Regions from separate parts of the Homo sapiens genome. Here regions 2, 3, 4 and 5 are each linked to region 1. Evidence: chromatin loops called from intact Hi-C (ENCODE). Cell type or tissue: heart left ventricle. All regions are shown on one strand. Links, peaks and the distances in the headings refer to the core of each region. The heading gives the core; the rest is flanking DNA. Region 1 has its middle 27 kb from the start of HDAC11-AS1. Region 2 holds the start of LOC105376956 (a long non-coding RNA gene). Region 3 overlaps LOC124909346 (a long non-coding RNA gene). Region 4 overlaps IQSEC1 (IQ motif and Sec7 domain ArfGEF 1). Region 5 has its middle 130 kb from the start of IQSEC1.

Evidence for each region. A loop is a pair of places that touch in the nucleus more often than their neighbours do. Peaks named below come from ENCODE experiments on the same cell type or tissue, not always from the same donor. Only the 100,000 strongest peaks of a DNase experiment are listed, where the experiment ranks them.
Region 2: it touches region 1 in a loop (4-fold over the local background); 7 of 110 quality-filtered maps call a loop at or near these places.
Region 3: a loop joins it to region 1, with 5 times the contacts of the local background. A loop is called at or near these places in 8 of 110 quality-filtered maps.
Region 4: it touches region 1 in a loop (3-fold over the local background); 5 of 110 quality-filtered maps call a loop at or near these places.
Region 5: a loop joins it to region 1, with 3 times the contacts of the local background. A loop is called at or near these places in 5 of 110 quality-filtered maps.

Annotation. Positions count from the first base shown.
Region 1 is chr3:13,450,241-13,456,497 of GRCh38, forward strand. No RefSeq gene overlaps it. Among named protein-coding and RNA genes, the nearest start is that of HDAC11-AS1, 27 kb to the right of the region's middle. RefSeq lists an enhancer at 1,371-1,952. In heart left ventricle, for the core only: CTCF peaks have their summits at 2,715 (motif pointing left) and 2,916; DNase peaks (open chromatin) are centred at 1,341 and 1,651; H3K4me3 peaks cover 1,658 bases; H3K27ac peaks cover 567 bases.
Region 2 is chr3:12,872,920-12,879,176 of GRCh38, forward strand. It overlaps LINC02022 (long intergenic non-protein coding RNA 2022), which reads right to left. Exons shown (of 3, transcript NR_136189.1): 2 at 5,986-6,074; 3 at 4,603-4,795. It overlaps LOC105376956 (a long non-coding RNA gene), which reads left to right and starts at 5,380. Exons shown (of 5, transcript XR_940601.4): 1 at 5,380-5,468; 2 at 6,236-6,257. RefSeq lists a silencer at 3,112-3,351 and enhancers at 3,245-3,758, 3,759-4,271. In heart left ventricle, for the core only: a CTCF peak has its summit at 3,201 (motif pointing right); DNase peaks (open chromatin) are centred at 3,202 and 3,372; H3K4me3 peaks cover 679 bases; H3K27me3 peaks cover 382 bases.
Region 3 is chr3:12,864,610-12,870,866 of GRCh38, forward strand. The region is part of intron 1 of LOC124909346 (a long non-coding RNA gene); the gene reads left to right. Among named protein-coding and RNA genes, the nearest start is that of LINC02022, 17 kb to the right of the region's middle. RefSeq lists an enhancer at 3,688-3,747 and a silencer at 4,298-4,577. In heart left ventricle, for the core only: a CTCF peak has its summit at 3,516 (motif pointing right); DNase peaks (open chromatin) are centred at 3,562, 4,400 and 4,582; H3K4me3 peaks cover 428 bases; H3K27me3 peaks cover 928 bases.
Region 4 is chr3:12,992,655-12,998,911 of GRCh38, forward strand. The region is part of intron 1 of IQSEC1 (IQ motif and Sec7 domain ArfGEF 1); the gene reads right to left. Among named protein-coding and RNA genes, the nearest start is that of IQSEC1, 78 kb to the right of the region's middle. RefSeq lists enhancers at 969-1,527, 1,966-2,035, 2,087-2,645 and silencers at 1,446-1,605, 1,626-1,675, 2,326-2,595. In heart left ventricle, for the core only: a CTCF peak has its summit at 2,489 (motif pointing left); DNase peaks (open chromatin) are centred at 682, 1,248, 1,757 and 2,427; H3K4me3 peaks cover 2,340 bases; H3K27ac peaks cover 2,463 bases.
Region 5 is chr3:13,200,062-13,206,318 of GRCh38, forward strand. It overlaps a transcript of IQSEC1 not described here. Among named protein-coding and RNA genes, the nearest start is that of IQSEC1, 130 kb to the left of the region's middle. In heart left ventricle, for the core only: no CTCF peak of the experiment used is centred there; DNase peaks (open chromatin) are centred at 3,470, 3,830 and 4,360; H3K27me3 peaks cover 2,292 bases.

The DNA.
Region 1 (6,257 bases), core at 489-5,488:
ATCATTAGTCATCAAAGAAATGCAAATTAGGGCCGGGTGTGGTGGCTCACACCTGTAATCCCAGCACTTTGGGAGGCCAAGGCAGGCGGATCACCTGAGGTCAGGAGTTCGAGACCAGCCTGACCAACATGGTGAAACCCCGTCTCTACTAAAAATACAAAATTAGCTGGGCGTGGGGGCGCATGCCTGTAATCCAGCTACTTGGGAGGCTGAAGCAGGAGAATCACTTGAACTCAGGAGGCAGAGGTTGCTATGAGCCAAGACTGCGTCACTGCACTCCAGCCTGGGCAACAAGAATGAATGTCTGTCTCACAAAAAAAAAAAAAGAAAAGAAAAGAAAAGAAAATTAAACTCACTATGTGCTACTACTACATAGCAATTAAGATGGCTAAAATGGAAAAACGCAGGGCACAGTGGCTTATGCCTGAAATCCTAACACTTTGGGAGGTGGAAGCAGGAGGACTGCTTGAGCCCAGGAGTTCAAGACCAGCCTAGGCAACATGGGGAGACCCTGTCTCTACAAAAAATAAAAAAAATCGGTTGGGCGAGGTAGCTCACGCCTGTAATCCCAGCACTTTGTGAGGCTGAGGCAGGTGGATCACTTGAGGTCAGGAGTTCGAGACCAGCCTGGCTAACATGGTGAAACCCTGTCTCTACTAAAAAAATACACAATTAGCTGGGCGCGGTGGCATATGGTTATCCCAGCTTCTTGGGAGGCTGAGGCAGGGGAATTGCTTGAACCCGGGACATGGAGGTTGCAGTGAGCCGAGATCGTGCCATTGCACTCCAGCTGAGCAATAAGAGCAAAATTCTGTCTCAAAAAAAAAAAATTCTTTTTAAATTTAAAAAATTTAAATTAAAATAATTAGCCGGGCAGTCGAGGTATGGGCCTGTGGTCCCAGCTACTTGGGAGGCTGAAGTGGGAGGAATGCTTGAGCCAGGGAGGTTGGGCCTGCAGTGAGCCATGATCAGGCCACTGTACTCCAGCCTGGGTGACAGAGCAAGACCCTGTCTCAAAAAAAACAAAAGAAAACAAAAAAAAGGGTTAAAAAAGAACAGACACTTCATAAAAGATCTACGAATGGCCATTAAGTACATGAAACTCACAGTCATTAGTCATCAAATAAATGCAAAGTAATACCACCATGAGACACCATTTCCTACCTATCAGCACCATCTCAAATGAAGTGTGGCATCAAATGCTGCCAAGGTTGTGGAACAACTGGAACTCCCATACACGGCAGGCGTGAGTTTGATCTCAAGTGAGTCCTGACCTCAAGTGATCCTCCCACCTCGGCTTCCCAAAGTGCTGGGATTACAGGCGTGAGCCACTGAGCCCAGCCCGCAGGCGTGAGTTTGAAACTGTACAACTGCTTTGGAGATTGGTTGGGCAGTTTCTTATAAAGTTAAACAAATTCTATGACTTAAGCAACTCTAGCTACTCACCCACGTAAAATGATACGTTACCAAAAAATACTGAGCACAAATAAATATTCACTGTAAGGCAGGAGGCAGCCGGGACCAGACTCCAGATCAGATCGAAGACTGGCGGAAACTGAGGAGAGGCGCTTAAAGCCCCTCTCCATAAGACACGCCCACCACCTCCATGACAGTTTACCATTGCCGTGGCAACACCCGGAAGTTACTGCCCCTTGCCGCGGCAACACCGGAAGTTCCCGCCCACTTTCTAGCTAATTCTGAATGACCCGCCTCTTAATTAGCATGTCTTTTAAAGTGGACCTAAATACGCCTACGAAACTGCCCCTACGCTGCTACCCTCTGCACAGTTCCTGTGGGGGTAGTCTTGCCGTGCCAGAGCAGTCGTCATTGGAGCTGTAATAGTGCCGCGCCGCCTCAGCAAAGCTGTTTTCTTCTACCTCCGGCTGGCTCTTCAGGTCTTCCTGGGGAAGCCAAGAACCTGCCCTGCATCAGTAGGGCAGGTTCACAATAGCCTAACTGGAAGTACCCAAATCTCCGTCAACAGGAGAATGCGGCCGGGCGCCGTGGCTCACGCCTGTAATCCCAGCACTTTGGGAGCCCGAGGCGGGCGGATCACTAGGTCAGGAGTTCAAGACCAGAGTGGCCAACATGTTGAAACCCCGTCTCTGCTAAAGATACAAAAATTAGTCGGGCGTGGTGGCATACGCCTGTAGTCCCAGCTACTTGGGAGGCTGAGGCAGGAGAATTGCTTGAACCCGGCTGGCGGAGGTTGCAGTGAACCGAGATTGCACCACTGCACTCCAGCCTGGGCAACAGAGCAAGATGCTGTCTCAAACAACAACAACAACAACAAAAAAACAAAAACAGGAGAATGCATAAGTTGTGGTATATTCATAAAATGAATACTAGTTAGTCAGCAATAAGAAGGATTATGGAGTTTCAGTAGTTACTAATAAACTTGAAGGCATGAACAAATCCCATAGGCATAATAGCTGTTTTGTTTTTCAGAGGCGGTCTTGCTCTGTCGCCCAGGCTGGAGTATGCAGTGGTGAGATTATAGCTCACTGCAGCCTCAGACTTCTGGGCTCAAGCGATGGTCCCAGGAGCCTCGGCCTCCCAAAGCACTGGGATTACAGGTTCACACCACCATCGCCGGCCACTGTTGAAGGAAAAATGCCAGACGCAAAGAGAATGTGGACTCTAAGATTCCATTATTTTAAGTTCAGTAACAGGCGAAACTAGCCGATCACATTAGAAATAAGAGCAGTGGTGGCCTCTAGTGGGGAGGGAAATTCATTAAAAAGAGACAATTTCTGCAGCGAAGGAAAGGTTCTATATCTTGATTTGGAGATTGAGCCCATACATACATACTTAAGACCAGCGTATTTTACCTTCACTAAAATATAATTCTTTTGGATTTGAAAATTTAATAATCAACTAAACACATTTGGACATGGACACGTCCATTCTGTCCCAATTTATTGAGCTCATCCTGTGTGTGGCTATCATTGAATCCTCCCAACACCTCCTTAAGTGGGTACTATTACTATTCCCATTGTTTAGATGAGAAAACACAAATGCAAAATACCTGAGCTACACTTGCCCAAGGTTTGCAGGATGGGAAGGTGAATAAGAGACTTATTCACCTTCAGGGGTTTGTGCTCCTGATCCCAGCGCTACCTGTTCTGGGCCCTGGGCTGACTGCTGGGAGCCTTCATAGACCCCACAGGCCAGAGGAGGAGACAGTGTGTGGGGTGGTGATGACCACAGGGCATGTCTAGTCCCTGGGGGATGGATGGGGCAAGGTCCTAACTCCACCTGGGAGGATGGGAGTGGGTATGGGAGAAACTCTGTTATGAGAGTGAGCTCAGGGCCACTGGGGGCAGGGGTAGGGGTCACCCTACAACATGATCTCATAACTGATCAGCTTAGCTTCAAAATGCATTTTAAAACCTTTTTTCTCCCTTTCTCCAGTCTTAGCCTTGAAACAGTCACACTTTGTTTCTCTCCCTTCCCACTAGACACTCCCTGCACTGCACTGGGCTAGTTTATCTAATTATGGGCTTGCTTAGAAATTCCAGAGAATAGGCCAGGCGCCTCACCTGCTTGAACTTTTCACAACTCCCCCTGGCCTTCTACCACAGTGCCCAGACTTGACTGCAGCTTGGATCCACCTGGGGAGCATACTGAAAGTAAAGATTCTGGCTGGGCACGGTGGCTAACGCCTGTAATCCCAGAACTTTGGGAGGCTGGGGTGGGTGGATCTCTAGGTCAGGAGTTCAAGACCAGCCTGGCCAACATGGTGAAACCCTGTCTCAAACCGCAAAAATTAGCTGGGTGCGGTGGCAGTCACCTGTAATCCCAGCTACTTGGGAGGCTGAGGCAGGAGAATCTCTTGAATCTTGGTGGCAGAGGTTGCAGTGAGCCGAGATCGCGCCACTGCACTCCAGCCTGGGCGACAGAGTGAGACTCTGTCTCAAAAAAAAAAAAAAAAGGCCGGGCGCGGTGGCTCACACCTGTAATCCCAGCACTTTGGGAAGCTGAGGCGGGCAGATCACGAGGTCAGGAGATCGAGACCATCCTGGCTAACACGGTGAAACCCCGTCTCTACTAAAAATACAAAAAATTAGCTGGGCATGATGGTGGGCGCCTGTAGTCCCAGCTAGTCGGGAGGTTGAGGCAGGAGAATGGCGTGAACCTGGGAGGCGGAGCTTGCAGTGAGCTGAGATCGTGCCACTGCACTCCAGCCTGGGTGACAGAGAGAGACTCCATCTCAAAAAAAAAAAAAAAGAAAAAAGTAAAGATTCCCAGATCCCCGTGTGGAGAGTCTCAAAAATGGAAAGCAGAGGCTTCTGAGGGGAATGTGTCAGCCTTTTCTCCTTCCTCACTTTCATTCATCTTCTGGAAAGGGGCACACATGAACTGCATGGACTTTAGTCACCTTGGTTAATTTCTACCTGCCTCCTAAGGAGGAAGGGGAGGTTGGGGGGTGATGGGGGTTGGAGGGTCTACAGGCCCACAGGAGGATTGGACTAAAGGTGTCCCATGAAGAGCAGTATTTAAGATTAGATTCAGGCTGGGTGTGGTGGCCCACACCTGTAATCCCAGCATTTTGGGAGGCCAAGGAGGGCGGATCACGAGGTCAGGAGATCGAGACCATCCCGGCTAACATAGTGAAACCCCGTTTCTACTAAAAATTCAAAAAAAATTAGCTGGGCATGGTGGCGGGTGCCTGTAGTCCCAGCTACTCAGGAGGCTGAGGCAGCAGAATGGCTTGAATCTGGGAGGTGGAGCTTGCAGTGAGCCAAGATTGCGCCACTGCACTCCAGCCTGGGTGATAGAGCAAGACTCCGTCTCAAAAAAAAAAAAAAAAAAAAAAAAAAGATTAGATTCTGAGAGAGTCATTCCACCTGTGTCCCACACACCAGGTAAGGGGTTGCTCTGATGTCTTCCTGGAGTTAGGTGAGAGCTTTGCCTGCTTTGTCTCAGTTCAGGAGAGTCTGTCCATGGGATGTGGAAAAAAAAACCTTGAGCAGGAGCTGGACACTGATGTATCATTTAGCAACTGTTGCATAACAAGGCACCAAACTTTGTTGCTTTAAGAAAACAGTGACTTAGTATTGTTTAGGACTCTACCGGTCCGCTGAGCGGTTCTGCCCTGGGCCAGGTTTGGCTGACCCTGGCTGGGCTCCCCACTGCAGTCATCCAGAAGCTCAGCTGGACTGGCAGGTCTAGCACAGCCTCACACACCTCTGCCAGTTGGTTAGCTGATGTTTGGGGTGGTGCCGTGTCTCCCTCCCTCCAGCAGGCTAGCCTGGGCTTGATCCTAGGGCAGTGGATGACACTCTATTTCCCGTGAGAGTAGAGCATGCAGGGCCTCCCAAAGCCTAGGTTTGTAATGGGTACCATAAACCAAAATGTATCTGTGACAGGTCTCAACCAATTTAGAAAGTTTATTTTGCCAAGGTTAAGGACATGCCTGCGACACAGCCTCAGGAGGTCCTGACGACATGTGTCTAAGGTAGTCAGGGTACAGCTTGGTTTCATACAGTTTAGGGAGACACGAGACATCAATCAAAACATGTAACATGTACATTGGTTTGGCCCAGAAAGGTGGGACAACTTGAAACATTCTTTTGAGTTTCTGATTAGCCTTTCACTGAATGCACAATTTACAGGAATAGTCACGTGCCTTAGTCTGGCTTAGTGAACCAATAGGGCAGAGGAAGCAATCAGATATGCATTTGTCTCACATGAGCAGAGGGATGACTTTGAGTATTGCCTGTTCTTTGTCCTCAAGGAATTTCTTTGTGGGTAAATTGCAAGCGTGGTATGTAGCTTTTTAAAATCTTGACCGGGTGCAGTAGCTCATGCCTGTAATCCCAGCACTTTGGGAGGCTGAGGCAAGTGGATCACTTGGGGACAAGAGTTTGAGACCAGCCTCACCAACATGGTGAAAGCCCGTCTCTACTAAAAATACAAAAACTAGCTGGGTGTGGTGGCGGGCACCTGTAATCCCAGCTACCTCGGAGGCTGAGGCAGGAGACTTGCATGAACCCAGGAGGCGGAGGTTGCAGTGAGCTGAGATCACGCCACTGCACTCCAGCCTGGGTGACAGAGCGAGACTCTGTCTCAAAATAAATAAATAAATAAAATAAAATAAAATAAAACATCTGTAGCTGTGTTATTTAGGAATAGAATGGGAGGCAGGTTTGCCCTATGCAGTTCCCAGCTTGACTTTTCCCTCTGGCTTAGTGATTTTCGGGAGACTTATTTTCCTTTCACAGTACAACCTCACTCCATCACATTCTAAAGAC
Region 2 (6,257 bases), core at 855-5,854, 580 kb before region 1:
AGCAGGCTGGGGCAAGCATGGGAGTGTTGTGGAGCCTCTTGTCTCCCCAGTGTGCCACTGTCCTTTAAATCCACTTTGGGGTTGAGGGTCCCCCAGGTGTCAATACTGAATCTCCCTCCACCCAGTGCCAGTTTGCAACCCCAGAGAGAGGGTCCCTGTGGGTCCTGTTTGAGCTCCCCACCAAGGGCCCCTCAGAGTCTGTGCCTCCAACTTGCTGCCGTGCCGTGTCCCCTCTGGGAGTGCCAGCCCTGTGAGAAGAGGAGCCTTCCCCAGGCCTGGCTTTCACTGGCATCGGACAAGTTGTTTCTGGCCTGTGCCCTGTGGTAGACCTTGACATCTCTTCTCTAGAAGCCTGGGCTCCAGGCTCAGCGAGCTGGGCTGAGTCAAGACACCATAGGGAAGGGGCTCCAGGCAACAGGGCAAAACCCACAGACAAAGCTCCTTCCAGTGTCCACCCAGGCCGGGCCTAAGGAGCCATGTGGCCCCAAGTGCAGGCCAGGCTACCTTGGCTTGTTCATCTCCCTTTGTGGCCAGCGGCCTCCTTTTAGAGGAACATTCTTCTTGGGAGGAATTGAGAGCCATAGAGGGTGGGGAGCAGGCCTGAGAAGGGCAGACTCCCTAGAGACAGCCCAGAGAGCAGGGTCAGGCAGTGGGGAAGCTCAAACTCTACCAACCAGCTGAGGACACTGAGGTGCAAGAGAGATCGGGTAGCATTTTCCATGATATCCGGACAGGAACAGATGGCAAAGATTTGCTGTTTACCCCATCCCAGGCTGCACCGCACCCGCCCAGCCACTTCCCAGTTCTCTGCTTTGTCCCCCTTCTCAGGTTCTGAAATCATCCTGCTTTACACCTGTCACTCCCACTGAAGCAGGGACCTTGCCTCCCCCACAGCCACACAGGTCTCGCATCCAGTAGGCCCTCAGTCAATATTTGTGGAATCAGTGAGATGGGATTCAAGCCCGAGATGTGTCTGCAGAGCATTGGAAGTGCAGCCCTGGGTCCGAGAGGCCACCCAGTAGAGCAGGCCTGGGGACCCGCAGGGGCAGTGGACGCCTACTGTGACTCTGGGGAAGGCTGGTGGAACTGTCACTCACTAAGCTTATTTCCTCATCCAATCTTGGGGATCCTGAGCTCCCTACTTGGCAAGCCTCATGGGTTCACAGCTACCTCCAAGGGTTTCCTTCGCAAACTCAAATCAGACTGCTCCTTACTTGCCAGCACCTATTACTAAAGAAGGGGGAGCAGAAAGAATTGGGGTGTCATAGTGACAGTGGTAAGGAGAAGGCAAAGAGTTTTCCACTTCTGGCGATGGTAGCGGTGGCAGCCACCTGGCCCAGGGCACCATCTCTTTTCTCCTGTCTGTACCCTGCTTCCTCTGCCCTGCCACTTCCCCCTTCCTCCCCACTCCGCTCACTGCAGTCTTCTCTCCATCTTTCCAAGGTAGATGCAGCTTGCTGCTCTCCTGATGCCCCAACTAAGGCTATGGCTTCTGGTGCCTGCTGACCTCTTGGACTTTATTTCCCTGGCCCCTCCCCCACCTCCTTTCTGTTTGTCCCAGCCCCACGCCCAACTCCCTCTCCCCCAGCTCGTCCTTTGCCATTCATAATCCCCCCATCTTCATTCCTCTTCTAGGTTTTCTCTGGCTAAATTTTCTTTTATACACTTGCTAATATCTGTCTCCTTTTCCCTAGACTTCCTGTGCAACACGGAATGATGAAAATCTAGACACAGGAATCTCACTCCCAGCCTAGCCAGGACCCAGGTTTTGTGAAGGGGTGTGGGGCGGGAGAAAAAGCAAACCCCACCAAACCAACACCCAGTCTAGAGCCTGATCTAAGTGCCACTCAAAACACGTTTCCTCCCTTTACTTTCCTATATCCTGATAATTCTTCCTGAAAAAGGTGGCCCCTGGGAACTGTCTAAAAGCATCATGGGATGGAAGGGCAAGGGTCCTGAGAGTTGGTCTTGCCATCCCTTTGTTTCCAGTTTTCTTGAAGAAGTCGAGCTCCAGAGAAGAGGTGGGGCCTGTGGGGCATTTTGATTACACTCCAAGTCTAATTCCCAGTCCAGCAATCCTGCCCCCAGAGGCTCCCTTCATCTGTCCACTTGGCCAAGGAAGGGGCGGGTTGGCCCACGACCCCTGCCTGGCTGCAGACAACATCAGAAGGGTGTCCATGTAGTGGGGGCCCCAGAACAATGTCTGCATGGAAAGGGTCCAAGGAGCTGGAGCCCTTTAGCCTCAAGAAGAGCATGAGGCACCCAGCACCCTTCTGAAACCTAAACCAAATTCTGGCCTGAGCCATTTTCACCGTCTGTGCCCTAGAAGGTTGTGAGGCCTCGAAGTGGGTCTTCCTGTTTCCCTGTCTTCTGAGGCCCAGGCCTTTCTCAGAGCCTCCATGGGTCCCACCCCTGTACCCATCACATGGTGTCTGGGCCCTGCCTGCCTGGCTCACACCCCTCACCCTGCTGCCCTATTTCCATCCCTGAAACAGTCCACTGGACACTGCCATTCCCTCTCTTAAAATACTTTCACAGGCCCTGACCGTCCCTTGGTCAATCTAGTGAATGTCACCCCCTCAAAGAAACCCTCCCTGAGCACCCCATCCGCAGTAGGGTCACCCCCATCTTCCACCTTCACTTTTCCTGGTGTCTCCTTCCTAGCCCCTATCTCTATGGGAGTTTTCTTCAGATAGACTAGACTCCCTCGCCCACCCGGGGGGGCCAGCGGGTCTGTCTTCTCTGTCCCTGCACACCAGAGATGATCAATGATCAGTTGCTGACATCAATGAAACAGGAAGGCCCCAGAGGTGCTGGGAGCCGTTCACTGCAGGTGAGAAGGAACCTTGAGGAAGTGGAGAGGACCCGAGTTAGTGTCCTCTCCCCACCCGAAGGGTCAGCTCCTGGCAGCTCTGCGACTCTGTGGCTTGGGGCGCCTCTCCCCTGTGCCCTTGACGGGTGGCCTGCAGGGGACGCGGCCGCACTCGGTCGGCTGTGGTCCTGCAGCAGCCGCGTCCGGGCGAGCGGCACTTAGGAAAGACAAACTCCAAAACCCAGGGCTCCAAAGGACCCATGGGAAGGTCGGGAGGCTCAGGAGAGTGACCCCGCGTCTGGGCCAGCGCTTTGAGGACCCTGTGGACCCAGCGGAGAGGGCCCGGGTGAGGGCTCTGGAGGCGCTGAGCAGGGCCGGGAGCCACGGGACCCGCAGAGGGCGCCCGTCCGCGTGGGGGCAGCAGCGTCTGGAGGGAGGTGGCCCCGGCCGCCCTCAGAAATCAGGCTCAGCCCGGGGGTCCCTGGCTCCGCCTCCCAGGCCGGGCTCTCTTTGCCCAGGCTGGGCGGGGCTGATGGCCGTTGGAAGCCCCGCCCCCCGCCGCTCACCACCTTGTGGCCCCGCTTCCGTCTCCATGGAGACCCGATGCAGCTGGACAGCCTGTCAGCGGCTGCTCTGGAGCCTGGGGCCTGCTCCGTGCGCCCTGTCTGCCCTCCGCGGGCCGTGCTGTCCAGGCTGGCCCGACAGCCTGACTCGAGACACCGGGATGCCTGTCCACGCCTCCACTCCCGGGCCACTTCCCCGTGGGGCGGGCAGTGGGGCAGGGCGGGGTGGGAATCTGCTGCAACCAGGGAAGGGAATTGCCCCCCGGGCACAGAGAGTTTGGAGCCTGGGGTACTGTCACCAACAGCCCAGGACCCCGCAGCTGGGCCCTCCCCTAGAGTCTTCCTGCAGCAGGGCTCTCCTCCCGAAGGGCTGTGAATGTTCCTCGGAGGTGGGGCTAAGCTAGAGCCCAGAGGTTTGCCCTGGGCACGGATCCCCCAGGTCACTCGCCTCCCATGGGCTGCAGTGAAGGAGGCTTTGAAGGGAGGATGGCCGCCTCCTCCCCTGCAAGGATATGAGCCCCAGGGAAGGCATTCCTGCTCTGGGGATTGCCTCCCTCCCAGACATCACAGCCAGCCCTTGCAGAAGCTTGGCCAAGCTGACCACTCTGTCAGTGATCTCTGCAAGGGAAGCTGAAAGAACATCCAGCCCCAATTGTGTTCCCTTTCTGCCTCAGGCTAGGCCATATCTAGGCCTATCAGGGAAGTTGGTCTCTTCATGAGCCCCCCTGCACAGACGTCTAAATGTCCAGAGTCCCAACAGAATAACAAAGGGTTAAAAACCATCTCCATATTGAAGCAGGCCGAGCTGAAGGCTGACTTCTAGGGTGCCCTAGAATGGTGGAAGCTGCACACACCTGACACCACCTAGCAGAGTTGGCTTCCAGAGGAACCTTTCGGTGGGTACCCACTGACCACAGGATGCAGGCCTTCAAGATGTGCCTTCAAGACCTCTGTTCCTGATGTGCCGTCAGGACCTGCGCCATGGGCACCTGCTGGCCTCCCCATTGCTGGAATCCATTTGTGCAGCCCCTGTGGTGATGTGCACACTGGGACTGGTGTTCCCAACTTGCCTGATCATAAAACCACTGGGGACCCGTTCCGTGGAACCAATACTCTCCACACCTCAGGGGCCTTTCTTGTCCGTGCATCTGTACCTCTGTTACCTCTGTCTGGGATGCTTTTCCACTCAAATTTTGTCCCAAGAAAACCCCTTCTGCAACAAGAAAAGCAAATCAAAAGCCAACGGCATTTATTATATCTTTCCCAGGGGCCATAGGCTTGCAGGCCTACCTGGCCAGGCAGATGATCCAAATCTGCCTGAGAGGCATGAGGTGAGGAGCTGGTGCTGGAGGGTATGGTGGCCCTGCCAGGGAGCATCTGTGGTTCCAGCGGCTGCAGCAAGCAGAATGGAGGCCTGGGGCTGCAAGACGTTTTGAAGAGACACAGGAATCAGCATTTTTGTACATGATCTTGGGTGTGTGTGTGTGTGTGTGTGTGTGTGTGTGTGTGTGTTAAACACTGGAGTCATAAAACTTCAGATTAAAAGAAAAACTGCAGAACATAAAACAAAACCCACCTGCAGCTCAGGGCTGGCCTGCAGGCCGCCTGTGACTGGTGCAATTTCCCACCTGTGCTGCCCGTGACCATGGTAAGTCTCCACTGCACACCCCACGGACACAGTCTCAGTCTGTGGCTGCAGCCCCGAGTGTCACAGAGGTCCCTCCCCATTGCCAGGGCTGTCTGACCCTGAGTCTGTGAGCTCCTGTGGGACAGGCGTCAGCTTCTTGACCTGGTTTTCCTTCATAACTGCTCTCTGAGGGTAGTGGCTGGCCAGAGATCCTTTGCCGAATGGATCCTGGAATCCAGCCCTGGTCCCTAGGCCTCTCCCCACTAGAGCTACTTGTCATTGGCAGGCTGGCCACCAGGCCATGCTCTTCTTCCCTTGACTTTCTGTCCCAGGCCTGGAAGGAAGCATCCAGAAGACTCCTCCTAGCACCACAGGACCCAGAGAGCAAGACAACAGAGCAGCAGGGTCACACCCTGGCTTGCAGGGCCAGCTTCTGGCAACTGCCACAGGCCTGCCACACTCAGCCGTAGGTTCCCAAACGCAGCCCAGAACAGCTGCAACTCCTTCTTGGGCCTCCTCTGACTGGTCTATGTGCTAACTAGCAACCTGCCTCTGTCCACAACCCAGGACCCCATGTAGACACAGCAGCTCAGAGGTCTCACTGTTCCTGGGAGCCCCTGCCTCCTCCAGACCTCAGCCCTGCCTGCCTCCAGAGGGGACAGTAGAATTACAACTTCCTCCAGGAAACATATTCACAAACATACTAGAAGGGCCAGGTGGAAGAGCAGTTCTGCTGGCTTTGGGCCTTGAGGTGTTGCGGGATTTTTAAGGAATCAGAGAGACCAATGGGGCTCAGGAGGATATTTATTAATTACTTAGGTGCACCGGCCCAGTCGGATTAACATCCAAAGGACTGAGCCCCAAACGAAGAGTTAACTTTTAAGCATTTTGTGGGTTGGGGGAGATTTGTGCAGGGGAAATACTACAGAAGTGAGAAACAAAGACAGTTATTCAATTGAAACATGCATTACATGATTTCTTACTTTTCTAGGAAAACGTGTTTTGCAACTTGAGTTTATCTGTCTAGTGACCTTGCAGCTGCACAGCTAGGGAAACAGGGTCTTCACAATGCCTGGGAAAGGAGGAGAGATAAGGCTCAACAGCCACAGAAAAACAGGCAGTTAATTTTAAAGGACTCCAGCTCTTTCTCTTTCTCAGAGGGAATTAGGTTTTCTTACATACAACTGAGTTTCTGCTTACACATTCTTTAATTTCTTTTAATTCCTGTTCCAGATGAAGAAAGAAGGGATTTCTT
Region 3 (6,257 bases), core at 814-5,813, 590 kb before region 1:
AGTTATCTTGTTTTACACCTGTCACTACCACTGGAGCAGGGACCTTGCCTCCCCCCACAGCCACACAGCCCTCGCACCCAGTAGGCCCTCAATCAATAGTTGTGTGTAAGATACAATAAATCTTTCTGAGTTTCTCTTCAAAGGGTTTAGCCTGTTAACTTCCTTATCCTGGCCAGGCGCCATGGCTCACGCCTGTAATCCCAGCACTTTGGGAGGCTGAGGCGGGCGGATCACGAGGTCAGGAGATCAAGACCATCCTGGCTAACACGGTGAAACCTCGTCTCTACTAAAAATACAAAAAATTAGCCGGGTGTGGTGGCAGGCGCCTGTAGTCCCAGCTACTCGGGAGGCTGAGGCAGGAGAATGGCCTGAACCCGGGAGGCGGAGCTTGCAGTGAGCCGAGATCGTGCCACTGCACTCCAGCCTGGGCGACAGAGTGAGATTCCGTCTCAAAAAACAAACAAACAAACAAACAAAAAACTTCCTTATCCTTTGTTCTGAAACTCAACTTTCTTGTTCTCCCTTGCCCCTAGTTACCGTAAACAGCCTACCACTTCCCGTGGGCTCTAATCAATAACACATCTGTTCCCTTGGTTACCTGCACCCATTGTTCCCCTGAAACTGAACATCTCACACGATTCACCTCTGTACCTCACGTCTCCCTCCCCTGCTGTATTTAGGAAAATATGTACAAGTAGCCAATCGGGTCAGCTTAGATTGTGCAGTCTGACCTCAGCCCATGGGGGAGTGGTACAGAGATAGGGATAGGGACTGCTTTAAGGATAAAACCCCCTGGTCTCCTTTGTTCTGTGTGCACTTGCGATCTTGATTGACAGGAGTGACACCCTTCTGCAGAAGTAAATTGCCTTGCTGAGAGAATTAAACTTTTGCTTGAGTGCTGTTTTTACTCGTGGCACTGAGCATTTATTCCTGGAGTATTTTATATCCAACATGTGGAATTGGTGAGATGGGATTCAAGCCCGAGGTGTGTCTGCAGAGCATTGGAAGTGCAGCTCTGGGTCCCTGAGGCTGCCCAGCAGAGCAGGCTTGGGGACCCACAGGGGGAGTGGACGCCTACTGTGACTCTCAGCAAGGCTGGTGGGACTGTCACTCACTAAGCTTATTTGCCCATCCAATCTTGGGGATCCTGAGCTCTCTACGGGACAAGGCTGGTGGGTTCACAGCTGCCCCTGAGGGTTTCCTCGGCAACCTCAAAGAAGACTCTGCTCCTTACTTGCCAGCACGTGTTACTAAAGAACGGGGGGCAGAGAGAATGGGGTAGTTATGGTGACAGGGGTAAGGAGAAGGCAAAGAGTTTTCCAGTTTTCAGTGATGGTAGCGGTGGCGGACACATGGCCCAGAGCACCATCTCTTCCTCCTGTCTGTCCCTTGCTTCCTCTGCCCTGCCACCTCTCCCTTCCTCCCCACCCAGCTCGCTGCAGTCCTCTCCTCCACCTTTCCAAGGTACATGCAGCTTGCTGCTCTCCTGATACCCCGACTAAGGCTGTGGCTTCTGGTCCCTGCTGACTTCTTGGACTTTATTTCCCTGGCCCCCTCCCCCACCTCCTTTCTGTTTGTCCCAGCCCCACCCCCAACTCCCTCTCCCCCAGTTCTTCCTTTGCCATTCATAATCCCCCCATCCTGATTCCTCTTCTAGGTTTTCTCAAAGTTATCTTTTTATACACTTGCTAGTATCTGTTCTGTTTTCCCCCAGACCTCCTCCTGTGCAACACGGAATGATGAACATCTAGACACAGGAATCTCACTCCCAGCCTAGCCAGGACCCAGGTTTTGTGAAGGGGTGTTGGGCAGTAGAAAAAGCAAACCCCCGGCCGGGCGCGGTGGCTCACGCCTGTAATCCCAGGACTTTGGGAGGCTGAGGCGGGTGGATCACGAGGTCAGGAGATCGAGACCATCTTGGCTAACACGGTGAAACCCCGTTTCTACTAAAAATACAAAAAATTAGCCGGCGTGTTGGTGGGCGCCTGTAGTCCCAGCTACTCGGGAGGCTGAGGCAGGAGAATGGCCTGAACCCGGGAGGCGGAGCTTGCAGTGAGCTGAGATCGCGCCACTGCACTCCAACCTGGTGGACACAGCGAGACTCCGTCTCAAAAAAAAAAAGAAAAAGAAAAAGCAAACCCCACCAAACCAACACCCAGTCTAGAGCCTGATCTAAGTGCCACTCAAAACATGTTTCCTCCTTTTACTTTCCTATATCCCAAGAATTCTTCCTGAAAAAGGTGGCCCCTGAGAGCCATCTAGAAGCATCACGGGGTGGAGGGGCAAGGGTCCTGAGAGCGGGTCTTGATGTCCCTTATCCCCAGTTTTCTTGAAGAAGCAGAGCTCCAGAGAAGAGGTAGGGCCCGTGGGGCGTTTGAGTTACACTCCAAGCCTAATTCTCAGTCCAGCAGTCCTGCCCCCAGAGGCTCCCTTCATCTGTCCACTTGGCCAAGGAAGGGGCAGGTCGCCCCACACCCCCCATCTGGCTGCAGAAGACAACCACCAGAAGGGTGTCCATGTAGCCGGGGCCCCAGAACCATGTCTGCATAGAAAGGGCCCAAGGAGCTAGAGCCCTTTAGCCTCAAGAAAAGTGTGAGGGACCCAGCATCCTTCTGAAACCTAAACTGAACTCTGGCCTGAGCCATTTTCACCGTCTGTGCCCTAGAAGGTTGTGAAGGCCTGGAAGTGGGTCTTCCTGCTTTCTCATCTTCTGAGGCTCAAGCCTTTCTCGGACTCCGTGGGTCCCACCCCGCTGGGCACTGCTGTTCCCTCCCTTAGAAGACTTTCACAGGCCCTGACCATCCCTTTTGCCAATCAAGTGAATGTCACCTCCTCAGGGAAGCCCTCCCTGAGCACCCCATCTGCAGTAGGGTCACCTCCATCTCCCACCCTCACTTTTCCTGGTGTTTCCTTCCTAGCCCCTATCTCTATGGAATGTTTTCTGCACTGATAGACTAGTCTCTCTCACCCACCCGGGGGCCAGCGTGTCTGTCTTCTCTGTCCCTGCACATGGGAGATGGTCAATGTTCACTTGTTGGCATCAATGTTCACTTGTTGGCATCAATGAAACAGGAAGGCCCCTGAGGTGCTGGGATTGGGAGCCCTTCACCCCAGTTGAGGAAGGAGGCTTGAGGAAGGGGAAAGGACCCGAGTTAGTGCCCTCTCCCTACCCCGAGGGTCAGCCCCGGGCAGGGCTGGTCACTACACCTTGGGACATTGTGGGCAGCAAACCACCCAGGTGCCAAGGCAAGAGACCAAGGGCACAAGCTGTTCCAGTATAATAAAATATATAGAATAAGAATAGTTATACTAGAAATAGATTATAGATATGATTATATATGAATATCATTAATCATTAGTTTGTAACATTACTCTTTATCCCAATATTATAATCTTTGTTCTACAATTACAACCTAGGAAAACCCAGGCCACACAGAGCTAGGAGCTGAAGGGACACAGTGAGAAGTGACCAGAAGACAAATGTGAGCCCTCTGTTACGCCCGGCCAGGACCACTAGAGGGCTCCCTGGCCTAGCGGTAACGCCAACGCTTGTGGAAGCGCTGACTTCCACAATTCTGCAGGAGGACTTCCACTCCTTGTGGAAGGCCTGACATCAGTCAGTCCCGCCCGCAGCCATCCGGAGGCCTAACCATCTCCCTGTGATGCTGTGCTTCAGCGGTCACGCTCCTGGTCCGCTTTCATGTTCCACTCTGTACACCTGGCTCCGCCTTTTAGATAGCAGTAGCAGAATTAGTGAAAGTACTAAAAGTCTTTGAAATGCATAGAAGAAATAATGGCATAAGCTGTCCCCCCTCTCTCTCTCCGCCTCCGCTGCCAAACAGGGAAGGGCCCCCTGTCCAGTGGACACGTGGCTTACATGACCTTATCAATCATTGGAGATGACTCACACTCCTTACCCTGCCCCTTTTGCCTTGTATCCAATAAGTAACAGTGCAGCCAGGCATTCGGGGCCACTACCGGTCTCCGCATCTAGGTGGTAGTGGTCCCCCGGGCCCAGCTGTTTTTTTCTGTCTCTTTTTCCTGTGTCTTTATTTCTACAATCTCTCGTCTCCGCAAACGAGGAGAAAAACCCACAGACCCAGTAGGGCTGGACCCTACACGACGCCTCTCCCCCTGTGCCCTTGATGGGTGGCCCGCAGGGGACGCGGCCGCACTCGGTCCGCTGTGGTCCTGGAGCAGCCGCGTCCTGGCTGGCGGCATTTAGGAAGGACAAACTCCAGAACCCAGGGCTCCAAAGGACCAATGCATGGGAAGGTCGGGAGGCTCAGGGGAGTGACCCCGCGTCTGGGCCAGCGCTTTGAGGCCCCTGTGGACCCAGTGGAGAGGGCCCGGGTGAGGCCTCTGGAGGCGCTGAACGGGGCCAGGAGCCGTGGGACGCACAGAGGGCGCCGGTCCCTGTGGGCACAGCAGCCCCTGGAGGGAGGTGGTCTCGGCCGCCCTCAGAAATCAGGCTCAGCCCGGGGGTCCCTGGCTCCGCCTCCCAGGCCGGGCTCTCTTTGCCCAGGCTGGGCGGGGCTGATGGCCGTTGGAAGCCCCGCCCCCCGCCGCTCACCGCCTCCTGGCCCCGCCCCCGTCTCCATGGAGACCCTACGCCGCCGGACACCTGTTAGCTGCTGCTCTGGAGCCTGGGGGCTTGACCAGGCTGTCCCCCGACTCGAGACACCGGGTTGCCTGTCCACGCCTCCACTCCCGGGCCACTTCCCCGCGGAGCAGGCAGTAGGGCAGTGAGGGATGGGAATCTTGTAACCAGAGAAGGGAACTGCCCCCAGGCCGAGAGAGTTTGGAGCCTGGGGTACTGTCACCAACAGACCAGGACTCCCGCAGCTGGGCCCTCCCCTAGAGTGTTCCTGCAGCAGGGCTCTCCTCCCAAGGGGCTGTGAATGTTTCCCCAGGGTGGGGCTGAAGCCAGAACCCAGAGGTTTGCCCCTGGGGCACGGATTCCCCAGGTCATTCGCCTCCCACGGGCTGCAGTGAAGGAGGCTCTGAGGGGAGGATGGCCAGCTTTTCCCCTGCAAGGATATGAGCCCCAGGGAAGGCATTTCTGCTCTGGGGACTGCCTCCCTCCCCTACATCAGAGCCAGCCCTCAAAAGCTTGGCCAACCTGACCACTCTGTCTGTGATCTCTGCCAGAGAGGCTGAAAGAACATCCAGCCCCACCTGTGGCCCCTTCCCACCTCAGGCTATATGACAGTATGACACCCCACCTATTTTTTTTCATTTCCACTGGAAACACTAGTAAAACAATTTTTCACCCTCTACCCCAGGGAGCGACCCCCACTAAACCAGCTGACTTGTGACCCCTGGGTCAATTTTGGCCAGAAGATGCTGCTGACACCATACAGAGAGCCTGGGCACCTGGGCCCCCTACAAGCCTGGTCATGGTGCCCATGGGATTTCAGGCCCCATGCATTTCCGAATCAGTATTTCCCCCACAAAAAAATACGCATGTAATTATCCCATGGCCACGTACCTAATCCTGGGGTACAGGAAAAGTGCAGAGGAAGAAGGGCTCCATCACTGGAGCACAGTCCCTTCCTCCTGGGGGTCCCACCTGTTCTTCCCCATCTGACAAAGTCCACCTTCCCCATGGAACCAAAGAGGGCTCAAAGGGAGCCAGCTGTTCACACTTTTTAATTTTCAGCTGCCTGACGAGGGCCAGAAGTCAGGGCAGAAGACCACCATTCCTGCCCCAGAACTCTTCCTGGGCCTGGGAGTGCCAGTGCCCCACCATGGACATATGGAGCTTCCATGTCATTCTCTATTCCATGGTGGCTGGACCCTGCCCTTCTACTCAGGGAGCCCTACAGACCTCAATAATAAAACTATCACAAGAAAATACCATGTCCCACCATTTTTTCCCTTCAACTTGAAAGACTGATTAAAAAGTTATTAACACTAGACCCCAGGGAGCAGCCCCCCACTGGAACAACTGATGAGGGACCCATGGGAGAACAGTGGTCGGGAGATGCCAGTGATACCATATGAAGTGCCACTCCTGGACCACCCAAGCCACAAACAACTCAGCTCATGATGGTCATGGGATTCCGGGCTGAGAACATCTCCGTGTCAATAGTAGAAAGAAAATTCAACTATCCCATGGCCCCATACCTCATTTTAGAGCATCCAAAACAAAAGAGGAAGCACTCTACCCTCAGAGAACTGTCCCTTCCTCCTGGGGTTCCCACCTGTCTTTCCCTATCCACCGAAGTTTCCACCTTCCTGCTCCCACTGAAATG
Region 4 (6,257 bases), core at 413-5,412, 460 kb before region 1:
CCTCACCACCACAGATCACTGGGCATGCTCAGAGCAACACTCACAAAGCTGACCAGGCAGAGCCGACTGCTGTCCTTGTGAGCCTCATCTCCTGGACAAGGCCAGGGGGAGGGGACACCCACTGTCACCTTTCTGCTCCCTTTGCTCCAGGAACAGATCAGCTGTGACAGTTGAGAGCTTGGCAATTTAAAGTGACAACTGCCTGGCAGAAACATGGGAGGGGAAGTTCCCCAGGACTATTAGGGGTGGGGAGAAGCTTGACTCACCTCTGCCAACCCACCCTGCCTGCTTAGAGCCCAAGGGCAGGTGGTTTTGTAGCGGGAGGTTGCGGTGGGGGCGGGGGTCCCACACTCTAAGACCCTGGCCCAGGAGTGTCTCATCCTCAGGCTGGCAGGTGGGACAGGTTTCCAACAACAGCCCCCATTACACCTCATCCCCCTGCTGCCACCTGCCCCCTATGGGTCAGGGTCCAGAGGTCGCCAAGGCTGTTCTGGTCCCCAAGACTGCTCCCTAAGCCAACTCTCCTGGAGGTCTACCGGGAGAGCTCCCTCCACCCCAAGACTGAGAACCAGTCTCTTCCCCACGTGGTAATGGCAGGAGGGGCTGCCCAAGGTCACACGGGGTTGGGAGGCAGGGACAGGGCCAGGTTGGACCCAGCCCTCCAGCCCTGCCAAAGCTTCTCCCTCCCTCCCAAGGCGCGTCCGTGTGGCTCCCAGCGAATTCCTGAGATGCCTCAACCTCCCGCTCGCAGGCTCGGGACCCTGGACGCGGTGGCGGGATTTCTCCGCCCGGAGGCAGCAGCGGTGGTGGAGGCGGGGTGGGGGTGGGGAAGAGAAGCAGGGTAGTGCGGAGTCGGGGGGTGGGGAATGCTTTGCATGGCGACCCTCGGGGTCTGGATTCACGTACCCCCGCTTCGGGGAGGCAACCAACTGCACTGATGAAGAGATGGAGCACCCCGCCCCTCCCCGACCCCCAATATCGCGCCTTTAGCGTTCGCAAGGCTTCGGGATAAGCCGTCTGCATAGCCGCGGAGGTTGGGGCTTCTGCGTCCTCACCGCTCCAGTCCCAGAGAGCGACACCGCAGAGCCCAGCTCAGAAAGACTGGCGCTGGCGCGCCCCGGCCCCCATTCCCGTGAGCTTGGCGGCCGCTGATCCCCAACCCCACAACCCTGCGGCCGGTGCGGGCTTAGCAACTGCGGCCTCGCAACCTCCTTCCGAGACCCGCTCCGCGAAGCCCGCCGCGATCCCCGCGCGCCCCAGGTTCCCGAGAGCCAACTGCGTGTCGGTGCAACCGCGGCCCCGGGGGCGGAGCTGCCGCCCAGGCCGCCCCGCGGAGGGCATTCCCGGCTGCAGCCCCAGCGACCCCCGCCCGGGGCCCCGCACCGCACCGGTCGCCGGGCGCGTCCCCCGCCGGCCCGCCTCCTACCTCGCGGGTCCGCCCGCAGCCGCCGAGAGCGCGCCGTCCCCGCGGCCGGCGCGGCCCCAGAGCGTCCGGTGGCCGGGCGCGGGGGGGCGGGGGCGGGCGCTCGGGAGCCGGAGCCGGAGCCCGAGCCCGATACCAGCGCCACCGGCGGGGCGGCCTCCCCGCGCGCCGCCCTCCTGCCCGCCCCACCGCCCGTGCGCCGTGACCTTGGCGGGTGGCCTCGCCGCGCCTGGCCTCAGTTTCCCCCCTCGGAAGGTGTGTGTGCGTGCGCGGCTGTGCTAGGGGGCGGGGAGGACGGTGCCGCCCCGGCCGCCGACGTCACCCGAGCCTGGACGAGTGGAGGGCGCTCAGGTCGGTGCAGCCGCTGCAGCGGATGGGTCAGGAGAGCGGGGTACGCGGGGTCCAGGCGCGGAACCGGGGGCACTGCGACCCCCGGCATTTCCCTCAGACTACCCCAGACCCCCAATAAACAGCGAACAAACGCACCTCAGGCCAAGTCCCCCGGCTCCTCCGAGGGAAAGCTGCAGCCCCGGCCGAAACGCCCCACCCCCGCCGCCGTCCCCAGTTCGCAGATGGGAACACTGAGGCCCACAGCAGGGAAGCCACTGGCCCAGAGGCGCACAGCTGCACCACGCTCCTCCGCGTCCCCTCCAGGACACACCCTCCTGACTGTTTGGGGACGGGGTGGGGACCTGGGCCTGCCGGTGCCGCCCCCATCCCTCAGCCGACCTCGATTTAGATGCTGGGACGGGCCCTGGTGGCCTGGCGACTGTTACAGAGAATGGGGTGGGCACAATCGGAAGGGAGCCCAAAGACGGGGAAGAAGTGGCGCAGATAGCAGAGGCTGGGCCTGGAAGGGATATGGGCGGGAGCGCGCCCGCGGGGGTGCACCTAAGGAGAAAGCGAGGACGCGCGAGTGCCCTCCCTGGTGGGTCGCAGAGCAGACCTGCCCCGGAAGCCCTGAACGCCGGGCCGGGAGCGGCGGCCTCTCTCCCGCAGCCGGAACCCCGCCGGTCTGGAGCGAGGGCGTCAGGTGGCGGGCTGCGATTGGGACGAGGCGCCCCCTGGTGCCCGGAGGCGGCGAGACCGGAGACCGGAGGGACGGGGCCGCCAGGGCCCAGCCAGAGAAGCTGAGCGAGTGATGTCATGAGTCAGGAGACCCGGCTCTGTGGGTCCTGCCACGAGGGGCTGTGTGACCTTGGGCAAGACGTTTCCCCCTCTGGACTTCTGGGAGGAAAGGACAGAAGGAGGGACCCTGATTTTTACCTCTGACATCTCATGACCCTGGACATCTGGGTCAGGTGAGAATGGGCAAATGGATCCAGAAAGGCACAGACGGATCAGAAGTGAGATGTAGACACTGTTCAGCACTGGAGGAGGATTATTCATTTACTTGAGGCAGAAACTAGTATCCCAATTTTACAGACAAGGACACCGAGGCAGAGAGGTAAAGTCATCTGCCCACATTCACACAGCAGCTAAGGGGTGAGCTGGGATTTGAACACCCACCTGCGAAGCTGTAGCGTCTAAGCAGTGTGCCTGACTGCCCCACTCCCCACTCTTGCAGAATTTATTGAGCATCTAAGTTGTCCCTAGAATACCCAAGGCACTGGTGACAGAGACGAATAAGGAACGGCCCAGCTCCTGGTGGGTCTTCCTGCCTCGTGGCAAGAGTTAAGCCCATGGCTTCTTATCAGTGCTCACAGCCAACTGTACAGTGGATCCCCTGGGAATGGGCTTGTGGGCTGAAATGTGAGTCCCATCCCCACTGCATATTCTACCCTTCCATATTATTGGAGGTTTAAAAAATATTTTTAAGGGCTAGGTGTGGTGGCTCATGCCTGTAATCCCAGTGCTTTGGGAGGCTGAGGTGGAAGGATCACTTGAAGCCAAGAGTTTTGAGGCCAGCCTGGGCAACACAGCGAGACTCCATCTCAAAAATAAATTAACCAGGCATGGTAGTGCTCCAGCTACTCGGGAGGCTGAGGCAAGAGGATTGCTTAAGCCCAGGAGTTCAAGGTTATTGCGAGCTATCATTGCACCACTGCACTCCAGCCTGGGCAACAGAGCAAGACTTTGTCTCTTAAAAACACTTTTTTTTTTTAAAGAGCAGTTAAGGGAAGATAAGATGCTTGTAGTTTTAATATTTAAAAATGCAGTCCCTGAGAAGCCATATACTTTTGTTGTCAGTGCCAGGAGTAGGTCACCTGGCTGGTTGGAAGGCAGGTGAGGAAGTGAGAATGACAAAGGTTTTAGAATCTGTTGGACCTGGGCAAGTCCCACGACTTTTCTGAGACTCATTTGAACTCATCCTTAAAATGGAACTGAAGCTAAAAATTCCCACCCTGCCTCGCTTCCAAGGCTGCTGTGAGAATTAACTATGATAATGTGTGGAAAGCCTGCACAAAATGCACTGTGTAAATATTTTCATTCCCAGGAGCCGTGAAGGAAGATGTCGAACACTTAACTGCATAAAAATTAAAACTATGTAAATGGAATCAAAATACCATAAACAAAGTAAAAAAGACAAATGGTAAACTGAAAAAAAATGTCTGCTGCAGCACATATGACAGAATTTAATTGAGGAAAATGCAATGAAAGTTAATTTCTCTAATACATAAACAGGTCTTTCAAATCGATAGGAAAAAGATGACTAACCCATTAGAAAAAAGAGCAAAGGATATGAACAAGCAGCTCATGGAAAGATCTTCAATCTCACTTGTAATTAAATGTATATTAAAGAAATACAAATCAAAACACAACATGGTTGCCATTTTTTAATCTACCAAGTTGGCAAAAACGAATAAGTTTGCTAATACTTTTGCTGCTAAAGGTGGGAAGAAATGAGCACTCTCAAAAATGCTGTAGGGTGAGGTGCCAGATGGTGCAACCAATCGGGAAGGGTATGGCGAAGCTACTACAGCATGCTAATATAAAAATACAAGGACAGACAACACAGCACTGTGTGTACCAGTAAACAGCGAAAGAAAAGAGCCATCTTCAGGGTCCAGCAGTAGGAGAGGGAGTAACTTCATTAAGATACCCATTACTGGGACTTTGTCCTAGGATGGACAGATCTCCAGGTCATATTTCTACTGAAAAATTCAAGGAACAGAAGACTGTATATCATGATCCTTTTGTGTACAAGTTAAAAGGCTCTATGTAGATGTGTGTGGGAATTTCCTAATTTTCCCAAAGGACACAAATATGCCGAAACAAAAAAACTCTTATTGATGGATACCTTTTGGGAGGACTGAGGGGTGCATGGAATGGATATGTGAGGCGCTTTTACTTTTCATTTTATACTTTTTTGTAATAATTGATTTTTAAAAGGTCAACAGGGGTTATCTGGGCACAAGCTGATGGGCCAATTGAAGTCTCTTCTTGACATGTCTTTATATTTAAACAATCAGGTTTGCAGTGCTTAATGATGGGGATACATTCTGAGAAATGTGTCCTTAGGTGATTTCATCATTGTGAAACCTCATAGAGTGTTCTTACACAACCTAGATGGCACAGCCTACTACACACCTAGGCTATATGGTATGGCCTAGTCCTCCTAGGCTACAAACCTGTTCAGCATATGACTGTACTGAACACTGCAGGCACTTAATCACAATTATTCCCTTGGTTTCCTCCATATACAGTTATTCCAAATCAATAAGAAAAAAACATGAACAACTCAAAATAAAAATGTCCAATTAATTTGACCAGGTAGTAGATATTTGTGTATCTAAACATAACATAGAAAAGGTACGGTAAAAATATGGTATTATCATCTTATGGGACCACCATCATATATGTGGTGTGTCATTGACCGAAATGTCATAATGCACATTACTATAAATGTTTTTAAAGTGAATAAAAATTATTGAAGTATTCTTGTTCCTTAAAGTCCACCAGTGAGGGATTTGTTAAACAGATTATAATTAAGACACATCCATATGATGGAAGCCTATGCAGCCATCAAAAAGAATGTGGCAGCTCTACGGCCAGGCACAGTGGCTCATACCTGTAATTCCAGCACTTTGGGAGGCCAAGGCAGGTGGATCACTTGAGGCTAGGAGTTCAAGATCAGCCTAGGCAACATGGCAAAACACCGTCTCTACTAAAAACACAAAAATTAGCTGGGTGTGGTGGCATGTGCCTGTAATCCTAGCTACTTAGGAGGCTGAAGTGGGAGGATCACCTGAACCAGGGGAGACTGAGGCTGCACTAAGCTGTGATCACTCCACTGCACTCCAGCCTGGGTGACAGAGTGAGACCCTGTCTCAAAAAAAACAAACAACAAAACAAGACAAAAACAACAACAAAAAAGTGGCATCTCTACATGGACTGATATGATAAGGAACAATCCCCAAGATATTTTGGTAGGTGCAATAAAGGATGTAGGGTATGTTACTTTTTATGTAAGAAAGAGGGAGTAAGCCAGGTGTGGCAACTCTTACCTGTAATCCCAGCTGCTCAGGACGATGAAGTGGGAGGATCACTTGAGGCCAAGAGTTCAAGAGCAGCCTGGGTTAATGTAGCAAGGGTCCCTCTTAAAAAAATTTTTTTTAAATAAAAATAAAAATCTGGAATTAAAAAAAAAGAGGGGGTATAGAATATCTGCTGGTACCTGCATATGTTGTCTCTGACAAAGATGCTCAAGAAACTGGTACATGGTTTTGCCATGTTGCCATGCCCTGGGGAAGGTTCTGGGTGATGACCGAGGGTGAACTGTGGAGACAGTGGGGATGGAGAGCTGCCTGCTACACTTCCTGCTTTGTGGGCAGCTATAAAGTGGGGGGTCGGGGGGCAGGATCAAGGCCAAGGCTGATCTCTGGGTAGGTTG
Region 5 (6,257 bases), core at 710-5,709, 250 kb before region 1:
CACACATACACACAACATGCATATACACAACATGCGCGCGCACGCACACACACATACACCACAGACTACTCACATATGCCACATGCACACACACCAAACACACATACACACACATACAACACACACATACACAAACACATCACACACTATATGCATACACCAGACGTGCACACAAACACACCCACATACAACACACACACACACACACACCACACACACATACTCCCCCCCCTTATCATTTATAAGCAGTTACTGAGTTGTTTCAACTATGAGCAAACCATGACCGGGGAAGACTGGAAGAAAATTCTCCACCGTGTCCCCTCACTGACTTCGACTTGAGCGGCCTCTCCAGACTCATGTTTCTCTTTCTGCTTCCTCAGACTTTCTAGATCAGAAACAACGATCACATCTGTAACCAACAACAACCTGAAAAGGGGACTTCCATAAAAATCCAGGGCTGGATCCCTTTCCAGATAACGAGGTTGAGAAGGTGAACTGAGCGCCCCAGGTCAGGGTGAACGCCTGGCAGGGAAGTGCACCTGACTCCTGACGGACAGGCAGCTGAAAGGCCAAGAGAGTGGGGAAGAACGGCTGCTAGCCCCTGCTCTCCAGGCTGGGCTGCTTTCCGGAAGATGGCACAGCAGGGAGGGCGAGCAAGCTGGCCCAGCATGAACACCTTACATTTCACACACATGTTGCACTGTTTCATCAGCTCTTGATCAGTTACTGCCTTGCTGTTTTGACTCTGGGCGAGTCACTAAACCTCTCTGTGCTTCCTTGTTCTCATTTCTAAGTTAGAAATGATAATTTCTTGGGACGATCCAATGAGATCACAGGCATAGAAGGGTGAGTTAACAGTGGAAAGCCGTAACATGCACCTGGAAACAGAAGTATCAGCAAGATGGGGAAATCGAGCCAAGACCCCATTCCTAGTCCCTGAGCCCTGCCTCACTGCACAGCTTCAATGACAAGCAGCTGCATTCGACTCACTTTTGGGGGCACTGCCTGTGAGTTATGCCATTTACTCCGCACAACAAATGCGTGAGGTGAGTCTCACTCTTCCATCTGCAGCAGGGGGAGCTGGTGGTCCTCAAAGAAACAGAAGTCGGCTCCCTCAAGGCCACATGGCCAGGAAGGACGGTGACCGGAGCTCAGACTCCAAGCTCCCAACCTTCCCTCTGTACCCACCAGTTCCCCTGTGCCCTTGTGTGCTGTTTCCAAGCTGGGCAGGAGTCCTGGGGAGGAGACATTGGGAAAGGCTGATTTAACATTTCTTTCTTCTTTTTTAGAGACAGGTCTCACTCTTTCACCCAGGCTGGAGTGCAGTAATGCGATCATAGCTCACTGCAGCCTCGAACTCCTGGGCTCCAGTGATCCTCCCACCTCAGCCACCTGACTAGCTGGAACTATAGTTGCATACCACCAGGCCCAGCTAATTTTATTTATTTATTTATTTATTTTTGGTAGAGATGAGGTCTTGCTATGTTGCTCAGGCTGGTCTCGAACTCCCAGCCTCAAGCAATCCTCCTGCCTCGGCCACCCAAAGTGCTGGGATTATGGGCCTTAGCCACCGTGCCCAGACTGCTTTAAGATTTCATATGCAAAGAGTAGACCCACGGGGTCACAGGCATGGCCACAACAGCCAGTATCCTGGAGAGAAGCACTACATTTTCCCCCATGATTCAAGACCAAAGCTTTGTCCAGAGGGGAAACAGCATTTTCATTTCCAGGATTCCAATACACAGAAATCACAGCCATTAATTTAGCCTCAATGCCATGCATCTGTGTTGCTGAGAGAGTTCATTTATAGTCATAAACCTTGTGGCTTTTTGGATAGCTTTGTTACATCAAAATCCTGCTAGTTAGGACAAATGGGAAAATAATGTGGGGAAAATTATTATGGAGTACTTTAAAAGAAATACTACATTATTTTCCAATCCACAGTGACACTCCAGCCAACTGCAGCCGCTGCCAAGAGGAGTCTTGCTTCAGTGATCAGACGTTGTCTCTATCCACTCATTCTACCACGTGCAAAAGTCTGTGCTGGCACCTCAGACCCATTAGGATGGCTCCTATCAAAAAACAGATGCTAACAATTGTTGCAAGGATGTGAAGAAATTGGAATCCTTGTGTACTGGTGATGGTAATGAAAAATGGTGCCACTGTTATAAAACCAGTATGGTGGTTCCTCAAAAAATTAAGCACAGAATTAATGCATGATCCAGCAACCCCTCTTCTGGGTATATATAGGAAAGAAACGAAAGTTGGGTCTCAAAAAGATCTTTGTACATCCACATGAATAGCAGCATTACTCAAAACAGCTACAGTGTGGAAGCAACCCAAGTGACCATCGATGGAGGAATAAACAGAATGTGGTGCACCCATCCTTATAGTCAGCCTTAAAAAGGAAGGAAATTCAACATGGATGAACCTTGAGGACGTTACTCTAGGTGACATAAGCCAGTCACAAAAAAATAAATACTGTGTGACTGCCCCTAGATGAGGTCCCTGGAGTAGTCAAACTCATGGAGACAGAAAGTGGAATGGTGGGTGCCTGGGGCTGGGGGAGGAGGCATAGGGAGTCAGTGTTTCATGGGGACAGAGTTTCAGTGTGGGAAAATGAAAAGTTCTGGAGATAGATGATAGTGACGGTTGTATGACAATATGAATGTACTAATACCCCTGAACCGTACACTCAAAGATGGTTACGATGGTCAATTTTATGTTATCTGCATTGCACCACGATAAAAAAAGCCTGTGCTGGACCCCTACTGTGAGGGCTGGAAAGAGTCATATCACACTGTTAATGTCCTTTACGCGTGATCAGTGTGCCGGGCGCCATTCTGAGCATGCTACATGCAGCACCTTGTGTGTTCCCCACAGTGCCCTGTAAGTTGTGTGCTCTGGTTGTGCCCATTCACAGATGGCCCTCTGCCTGGCTCTGTGTCCTAGGAGGCTGACCTCCACATAGTGCGTCACCCAGCTCCGCTGCTCTCTTGGCTGACTCTTTGAGCCAACACAAGGCACGAGCAGGAGGTGGGAAGGACGGAGGAGAGGCCAGGGTATTCATTCCTGCTGCTCATTCGGTTCCATTACCACTACTACACACACACACACACACACACACACACACTCTTATGCTCACACATGCACACACACACATACATGCACACACACACAACTCACCCACACAGGCACACAGACCACAGGTGCTGCCCCTGCAGCTGAGGCGTAGCAAGGGCTCCCACTGCCACTAGTTCTTGGAAGCTGCACGGCCCTTGTTGGTTTTCTTCACCTCGCACAACTCTGGAAGTTGTCCCTTTGTTAAACTGCGCTCCTCAGTTCCCCAGAACCCCATAGCCCATCTCTCTGCCCACATGCACAGGACAAATTCCTGTAGTGGGCACCCCCAGATTCCAGAGACTCCCAAGCCTGTCCTGGTGATGCCCCTGCCCCAGGCCCGTGGCAGGAACAGGAGGTCTGCAGGGTGCCCGGGACACAGGAAACACACCGGAGAGGCAAGGAGTGGCTGCTCCACGAATCAGCAAACCCCACCAGCAGCCGAAACACTGCGCTTGCAGTACCCTTAGTCACACGCGCACAGAGAGGACGTGGTGGGTCTCAAAGCAAGTCAGGGAGCCCTGTGCTGGCAAATGATGGGCAGATAACCACTGGTGGAAGAGACTGACAGCCCCTGCCCATCAGCCAGACTGAGTCACATGGCCCCATGTCCAAGAATTCATCCTTCCCTCCCTGCTTCCTCTCATGGTTCCTCACATTTACTGAGCACCTAACACGTGCGGGGCCCTGAGCGTGCCAGTGAACAGACGGAGGCTTGGGCAGGGGTATGTGGGGCCTGGCAGACCCCGTCCCAGGCTGGGACTCGGCTTTCCTGCCCTAGGCCCCTGGCCTGTCTCCAAGTGAGCCAAAGGTAGAACTGGGCTCAGAATGTCCCCAGCTCCCCTTCCCCCCGCCCATCTGTGAACCCCCTCCAGGGTGGGGCTGTCCGGCCTTCAGAAGGGAGGACGCAGGCACTCTACACCTTCATGGGCCGCAGGGGTAACTCTCCACCGGGCAGGGAAGACGCCAAGCCCAGGGAGAGCTGCGGAGAGCTGCGGAGAGCTGGGGCCCCGCGTGCAGCCTCACACCCGCCCGCCGCCTCCACGTGCGACTGTCATCGAGGAAAACCTCAGTGAGCAGCGCGGGCGCCAGCGCCAGGACGGGGGTGGATTCAAATGAGCGCTGGTGCCCACTGACTCCCCCGATGATCCCAGCCAAGAGAGACGGAGAAACGGAGAAGAGTCACACCTGTACGACAGAGCACCGCCCCACATCGGCCGAGGTTCGCCAAGCCTCTTCAGAGCACTGTCGCACTTCCCCCTCCCACGGTCCAGCAAGGCAGGAGCTGCTCTTAACCTTGGCTCCCAGCCTAGAAGATGGAGGCCGGGGCCGCCCACCGCTAGCGAGAGCGGCTCACGCTGCGCCTCAGCTGCCCCATCTCTGCAATGGGGACGGAGGCGCTCAGCCTTCCGGAGCTTCGGGGAGATCGCCCGGGATTCCTGGGCGGAAAAGGCCCAGCGCTGTTAAGGGCACGCAGTAGGCGCTCAGAAGGGGCGGCTCGGGTCCCTGTCCTGCGCGTTCGTGCTGTCCGTTTTCTCTATCTCTTTCTTTCTATCTTACTTTCTTTCCTTCCTTCCTTCCTTCTTTCTTTTTCTTTCTGTGTTTCTCTTTCTATCTTTCTTTCTTTTTTTTTTTTTTGACGGAATTTCACTCTTGTTGCCCAAGCTGGAGTGCAGTGGCGCGATCTCGGCCCACTGCAACCTCTGCCTCCTGGGTTCAAGCGATTCTCCTGCCTCAGCCTCCCGAGCGGCTGGGATTACAGGCGCGCACCACCACGCCGGGCTTTTCGTATTTTTAGTAGAAAAGAGGTTTCACCATGTTAGCCAGGCTGGTCTCGAACTCCCGACCTCAGGTGATCCGCCCTCCTCGACCTCCCAAAGTGCTGGGATTACAGGTGTGAGCCACCGCGCCTGGCCCGTGCTGTCCGTTTTCTACAGTTCTGAGCAGAAAATGCTTTCCTGTGCTGACTTGGTACTGCTACAGCGAACTGCCCAGCGCACATCTCCCACCCCATCCTGAACAGGAAGGCTACAGCAGCAAGCCGACGTGTTCATGTTCTCAAAATTGGACCCCCTAAACCACAAGGAACCATTCTGTGCCATAAGCTCACCTCCACCTGGGATACAACAGACTAGTTCAGTCACTCAGCCCAGCTCAGAAGCACCAGACAGGACTGTAAACGCCCACCTGTGCCCAGGCTCCAGTACCAGGAAACAGCTGCCACAAATCTGAAACGTTCCTGTTAGTCCCATCTGAGATGCTTCCGGACCACCTCATCCTTCCTTCTCTCCCTCCATCTACCTGCCCATCTACCTATTCCTCCTTCCTTCCCTCCCTCCCTCTATCCATCCACCCACCCATCCACCCATCCATCCTTCCCTCCCTCTACTGATCCATGCTTCATCCTTCTATCCCTTTCTCCCTCCTTCCTGCCCTCCACCCATACATCCCTCCATCCATCCATCTCTTCACCCCTCCATCCACTCATCCATCCATCCAAACATCCATCCACTCCTCCACCCATCCAGCCACCTATCCATCCAACTATCCCTTCATCCACCCATCCATCTCCCCTCCACCTCCCATCCATCCCTCAATCCACTCATCCATCACTCTACCCACCCATCCATCCTTCCATCCAACCATCCATCCATGCCTCCACCCATCCATCCAACTATCCCTTCATCCACTCATCGATCCCCCCATTCATCCCCCATCCCCCATCCATCCAGCCATCCATCCCTCAATCCACTTATCCATCACTCCACCCACCCATCCATCCCGCCATCCATTCATCTATTCCTCCTTTCATCTACTCATCCATCTTTCCATCCACCCATCCATCCCCCATCCCCCCATCTGCCCATCCATCACTCCTCCCACCCATCTATCTCTCCATCCGGTCAACCATTCCTCCATCCACCCATCTAGCTCTCCATCCATCCACTCATCAATCCCTCCATCCACCTATCCATCCCTCCATCCACCCATCCACCCCTCCATCCACCCATCCACCCCTCCATCCACCCATCTTATGTATGTATAGGACAAAACATCATGTATATAGGGTGTGGCACTAACAGAGATTTCAGGCATCTACTAGGGGTTGAAACACATCCCCCTTGGATAAGGTGGGG